Linked DNA regions of Mus musculus: region 2 is linked to region 1. A link is a contact called in ENCODE Hi-C or POLR2A ChIA-PET data. All regions are on one chromosome and are shown on one strand. The core of a region is the stretch at or near the end of the contact, and the rest is flanking DNA. Distances in the headings are between cores, read along the strand shown. Region 1 overlaps Sema5a (sema domain, seven thrombospondin repeats (type 1 and type 1-like), transmembrane domain (TM) and short cytoplasmic domain, (semaphorin) 5A). Region 2 overlaps Sema5a (sema domain, seven thrombospondin repeats (type 1 and type 1-like), transmembrane domain (TM) and short cytoplasmic domain, (semaphorin) 5A).

Region 1 (2,902 bases), core at 339-2,838:
ATGCTTCCCAATGTCTCATGAAAATTACCTTGGCCTCTGACACCTTACGCTGATTTGAAGTCGTCCCCACCCACCCAAGTGGGTCTCTGCCACAATACTCTTGAGAGCTACTGATGATCCCAAGACATTCTGGACCAGCACAACTTCATGGCGTGTGATCTGATCCCAGCTTCCCTTCCTGCTGATAGCCAGAGAAGATGCTGGGCAGGGAACAGTCAGAGGCCAGGAATCAGATCCTACTTAAAATACGGGTCAGCTAATTATTTTAACACTTTGAAAGTGGCTGAAAGGCAGACGCTGCCAACCTGTTCACACGTGTGGGTGAAGAAGAGTGGCGTTCTTAGCTTCTCCCTTCCTTCCCTATGCTTGCAGAACAGATGTTGACATTAGTCACCCCGCAGGGTCAGATGGCACACCACAGTCCACGTGAGTATTGTAAGACAATGCAATTCAAGTGCTGGCTGGACACAGGAAACAACGCAGAGTTTCGTGAGTAACCTGAGTTTAGCAGCAACTCAGGCCAGATGGAGCAGGAAGAGATTGACCAGACGTTGAATGTGTTGAGGCTCTGGGTAGAAGGATCCAGTCACCATGCTGTGGATATCATGCCTTCAAGCCTTCATCTCTTTTCCTCACCTCCTCTCTGTAGCTGCCAGGGCGGAACGTTCACCAGAAGCAAGACTTTGATATGCTCCAGGGCCTGGGGTCTGCAGAGGGATCTGGTAGGGTAGCAGTAGATAAGAAACCAGGTCTGCCCTTTTGATAACATTGAGCTGCCTGCTCTTATGCAAAGTGGAGCAGCAACTCCCAGTCCTGGTTATATTTTTAGCAAATGTTGCTGCTTTCTCCCCATCCCTTCACTTTCCCGGTGAAGGTGCTCCTGTGTGCAGTGGGCCTGGCCAGGAAAGCAACCCAGCTGCACGGTGATGTGTTTCTGAGAAGAGAAAGACATCAAACCACAGTGCAGCTGTAACAGTTTCTGTTCACTGGCTCATGCCAAGACTCAGACCCACCGGCATTAAAGACTGCTCACTGTAGAGCGTGCTAACACGCTTACATACGTGAACGGTTTCAAGTGTTCATGGAACTAGCACAAACCACGAGCCACTAACTTAACAGATGTCCGACGTTCTCCTTTAGGATACATCAGAACTGTGCTTCAAATACAATCTGTGTCCAAAATCCTCCCTCATGACCACTATAATTACCTCGTCCTGCCAGTATATTGAAGCTACCTAGAAGGCACTGATATTAGGAAACTGTGCAGCTAATATTCATGAAGCAAAAGCTACCAGAGTAGAAAGAATCCTCCTACTCTATAGGGTCTACGTTTGGCATTCGCTAGTTGTGTTTGCTTAAGTTACCCTGTGTTGGCTCCCAAGCCCTGTATGCACAGACACGAAGGCAAGCGTGACCGACTTAAGCATAGGATTACATGTGATCTTTTCAGTTCTCAGACATTGCACAGGAGGAATGGTGTGGCAGATGGCCTTTCCCACAGACAGCCTACGCACAGTCTCCACCCCCACACGTTCCTTTTCAGTGAGCTTTGCCTTTCACCCGTTAGGGCACACTGTTTCTCCAACCTTGAACATCTGGAAAGCCCTGGAACTGTGCAACCAAGTGTCTTCAGAGGAAATAGGCCTGTGCCAGTTTCTAGGCACAGCCTGGAGACTTCCATTTCCTGTTTCTTGAAGCCCACATCTTTGCATAGAGGAGAGCAGACGTAGGCTAGAACCCTTCCCCATCAGATATGTAAATGAAGCCGCTTCGTACACCCAGCTGTGAGAGACCAGCTGTGTTGACTCCAGGGCCAGCCAATGACTGCAACTGGATGAGACCCAAGAAACTATCCAGTAGAGTCCAAGCCCCCAAGAGGCCATGCAGCAAGATAATATATGGTGGTAGCTTGAACTACATAACTGTACTTACAAGCAATTATTGATTTATTTTGTTTTCCTTCAAAACGAATGAGAAAAATAAGCTCCTGCCGAAGAAAAGAACCCTCCCCTTAAGCTCTAGAAGCCAACACAGGGCGTTGAGACAGTGAAGATGCAAGAGGGCAAGACGTTAAGCTCAGGCAGTGTTTAGATGAGGTGTTTTTATTTGCAGAACTTGGTACTTAGGGAAAAGCCATCAAGTGCTGAGCATATTGCTGCACTGCCTAGATAGGTCTGGCTATTATCATCCTCGCTCTTCCAATTCTGAAAGCACAACCAGCTGTCAGGTATACTACAGCCTTTGGAACCGGAACCTCTGACTACAGTGACACAGTGCTACAGGGATGGCAGCCAGCCCTTGGGGATAAAGGCTTCCCATGTGAGGCAGCCAGCTCTGCCTCACCCCATTTTCTCTTTGCAGGACTGAAGCAAAAGTGTGCAACCTCCTTCCTGGCTACTGCACTTGTCGGCTCCTTCCTGAGAAGTCAGGGATTCACTTTACCACTCTGGTGGGCAGGCTACCCTACTGGAGAGCTGTGTGTATGACCTGCCCACGTCCTGTAGCCCACTGAGAGCTAGGCCGTTCCACCCTCTACAGAACTTCATGCTCATAGCTTCATGCTCATCCCCAACCACTAAACCCAAATGACTTCAAGTATTTCAATTTTAAAAATTTAACACATAAAACTCTGATACCAAGACTATTCCAGACACTGACCCTGGTATAAAGAAATGAACTGGGCCCAAACCTTCTGGTCACATTATAAACAAATCCCATGTTTTCAATACTGCCTCTCCTGGTACTCAAATCCCTGTGAAATCCCACGAGTATATTTGAAAGTGACCATGAGCTTAGGTTAGTATTATTCATTTATTCTGTCTAAAGCTTTTCAGGAACAAGCTTGATGGAGCAGAATGGATTATGGAAGGGGAGTCTTTTTGATAAGCCCAGTGGTTGCTAA
Region 2 (2,744 bases), core at 116-2,615, 170 kb before region 1:
ACCATTGGACTGAAGTTGGGGACCAATATGCTTGAATTAGGGGAAGGATTGAATAAGTTGAAGGGGAGAGCAACCCCATAGGAAGACCAGCAGTCTCAACTAACCCAGATGTCTGGGAGCTCCCAGAGACTGAACCATCAACCAGGCAGCATACACTGATCCTAGGCCCAGGGCACATACATAGCAGAGGTCTGCCTGGTCTGGCCTCAGTGGGAGATGTGCCTAATCCTCAAGAGACTTGAGACTCCAGGGAACAGAGATGCCTAGTGGTGGGGAGCACCCTCTCAGAGGCAAGGGGTGGAAAACTGGAATAAAGAACTGTGGGAGGAGGGACCAGAGGGGAGGCAATGGCTGGAATGTAAATAAATAAAATAATTTAAAAAAAAAAAGAAAAAAGAAAAAAAAATCCAGTCTAGTATTTTTAATTAATTTAATTTATGTAGGTAGAAATTTTGGCAGCATATTTATCTGTACACCATATCCCTGTGTATCTTCCATCCCTGTGGAGTCAGGAAGACAGTTACAAGATAACATGTGGGTGCTGGAAATAAAATCTAGGTCCTCTGAAAGAGCAGCCAGTGCTCTTAACTGCTGAGCCATCTCTCCATCCCAGAGTCTCTATACATACACTGTTAGAAATCTCACCACCAAGACTGTAGTACTCCAAAGCTCATTACACATTCATGAGATTCCCTTGTCATATGCTCTGCACAGACAACCTGATGAGGCCATGTGGTCAGAGAAGCTTGGTCTCTGGCTATAAGGGGAGTAAACCTTTTAGTGTGTGAATGAAAACACACAGGACAAAGCCAACTCTCATGGCTTGCAGAGAGATGACTTGTGTTTTGCTTTATCTGATCAAAGCCCCCACCCTATTCACACACACCCAACGGTTAACGCACAGACTATGAAAAACAAACAGAGCAAGAAGCAGCTGCAGTTGTGAACTGATTTGCACATTACACAGTTAGGGACTGTTCCCCCAATTCCAGCAGCGGGAAGGCAGGGGTCATGATTCTCAGGCAGGGTAAGAATAAGTCTGAACCATATTACTTGGATGTGGACAGTTCTGGAAAGTCAGAGAGTAGGGTTATTTGAAAAAATAAAATATCTCCAGAACACGGAAATATTTTTAACTTTGCTCAAAGTCGAGTTGTGGCTGCACAACAGAATTACACATCCTTAGGGAGATATCTTCCCTTCACTTGGAGTGTGAAATGCTTGGCGATATCAACCAAAGCTTCACAAATGTATGAAGGCAGAGAAAACTGGAGACTCTGAGAATTACAAAGCAAACCACGGAATACCATCCAACCATATCGCTCCCACCCATGCCCCTCAAGCAACAGCTACATGGCCCTTGCCAAGAGCCACAGTGCTGCGAAGGGTCAGCGACTCTGTTGCAGCCAAAACTATTTTTAATTTGTGCACTGGGTGGCTGAATCAAAGAAAAACAAAAAAAGGCATCTCGGGAGGCTAGGAAAAAAGGGGCATATGGAAGTAGGCAGGATGTAGCAAGATAGAGCTAGAGAAAACACAGTATTTCATTGGCTGCCTTAAAATTGGTTGCTAAAAAAATCCCTAGGATGTCCATGTTTGGCTTTGGAGGAAGGGAAGTCTTAAATAAGGATGGTAATGACAAACACGTGCGACATTCACTACAGAGTTTCCACCCCAGTTCTCACTGCTGTGTAAGTTAAATTTTTTTCATAGCAGGCATCTTTAATAACCAACCGTATAAATTTATTATTTCCATATGTTCTCCTTTTTTCTTTTTGCTCTAAATTCCAAACATTGACTTCAAGAGCTTTCAAAAGCTGAATTAAATCAGAAGAGACAGTGAGCAATTTTGCACAAATACCTTGAGAATAAGAAACTTGCATCATATAAAAAACGGTGTGAATAACGCATCTGGCCTCTAATACAAACTTATTTTGTACCATTCAGTTCACCAATCAGGCTTCAAAATGTAGGTGAGTTTTTTTTTTTTTTCTTTACATAGATCTTTCTTGAGAGAGCATCACATACTCACAAGGATTATCCCAATTGCATTTTAAAGCTTTTCCACTGAGAAATATCTTGCTTTTAACATGTCCCTTGAGGGAAAACCAGCTTAAGAGGTTTCAAATAAATAGCTTATCAACATCAAACACTATTTAATCAGATCAAAGATGTAGTGTGATTTAAGCTGTAGAAAGGGTAAATTACTTTGTATTGGGTTTAACATTGTTTAATTATACTGTACACAGTTTTGTGCCTTGGGTTCTTTAAGAATATGCTTAGCTATTTTCCCATTATCCCTTCCATAAGGCACTGACAATTACCCACGGATCACTCTTTTCTCCCTAGTTGTTCATGTATAACCATTGGCACTTCCAGCCACTCTGGATTCATTTTAATATATAAAACACAAGAATGGGGAATTACCACTGTCCCTGTTGACATCTCACATTTAGTTGAGAATCATCTGCTTGGGCTACTCTCTGGGTCTGTTTAATAGAGTGTCTTCCCAGCCATTTAGCAAAAAGTGTACTAAGGAGTCTTCTCAGAAAATACCCTGTGTGAAATGTAAGGTACAGTGTCCTTTAGAGACTCACCAGGGTTCAGATACAAAAGCAAAGATGGCTGTGTTCCATGAGGACAAAAGACACTCTATGGATATTCAACAAGCAGGAACACCAGAAAATACACAGACCACTACAAGCTGGGGGGTCCTAGGAAGTTTCTTCTCTGATAAGAGAAAT

Evidence for each region. A loop is a pair of places that touch in the nucleus more often than their neighbours do. ChIA-PET counts read pairs that join two places held with the same protein, here RNA polymerase II (POLR2A).
Region 2: a map of mouse trophoblast stem cell shows a loop between it and region 1 (2.3-fold over the local background). The contact joins two enhancer-like sites. A Hi-C loop is called at or near these places in 1 of 37 maps with a recorded cell type or tissue (mouse trophoblast stem cell). POLR2A ChIA-PET finds 5 or more read pairs at or near these places in 1 of 5 experiments (Patski).

What each region holds. Positions count from the first base shown.
Region 1 is chr15:32,264,382-32,267,283 of GRCm38, reverse strand. All of the region lies in intron 1 of Sema5a (sema domain, seven thrombospondin repeats (type 1 and type 1-like), transmembrane domain (TM) and short cytoplasmic domain, (semaphorin) 5A), which reads right to left. Among named protein-coding and RNA genes, the nearest start is that of Sema5a, 21 kb to the right of the region's middle. Within about 2 kb of position 1,588, at least 1 of the 3 ENCODE cell types and tissues checked has a DNase peak (open chromatin) inside an H3K27ac peak, as active enhancers do.
Region 2 is chr15:32,431,889-32,434,632 of GRCm38, reverse strand. The region is part of intron 3 of Sema5a (sema domain, seven thrombospondin repeats (type 1 and type 1-like), transmembrane domain (TM) and short cytoplasmic domain, (semaphorin) 5A); the gene reads right to left. Among named protein-coding and RNA genes, the nearest start is that of Sema5a, 190 kb to the right of the region's middle. Within about 2 kb of position 1,365, at least 2 of the 3 ENCODE cell types and tissues checked have a DNase peak (open chromatin) inside an H3K27ac peak, as active enhancers do.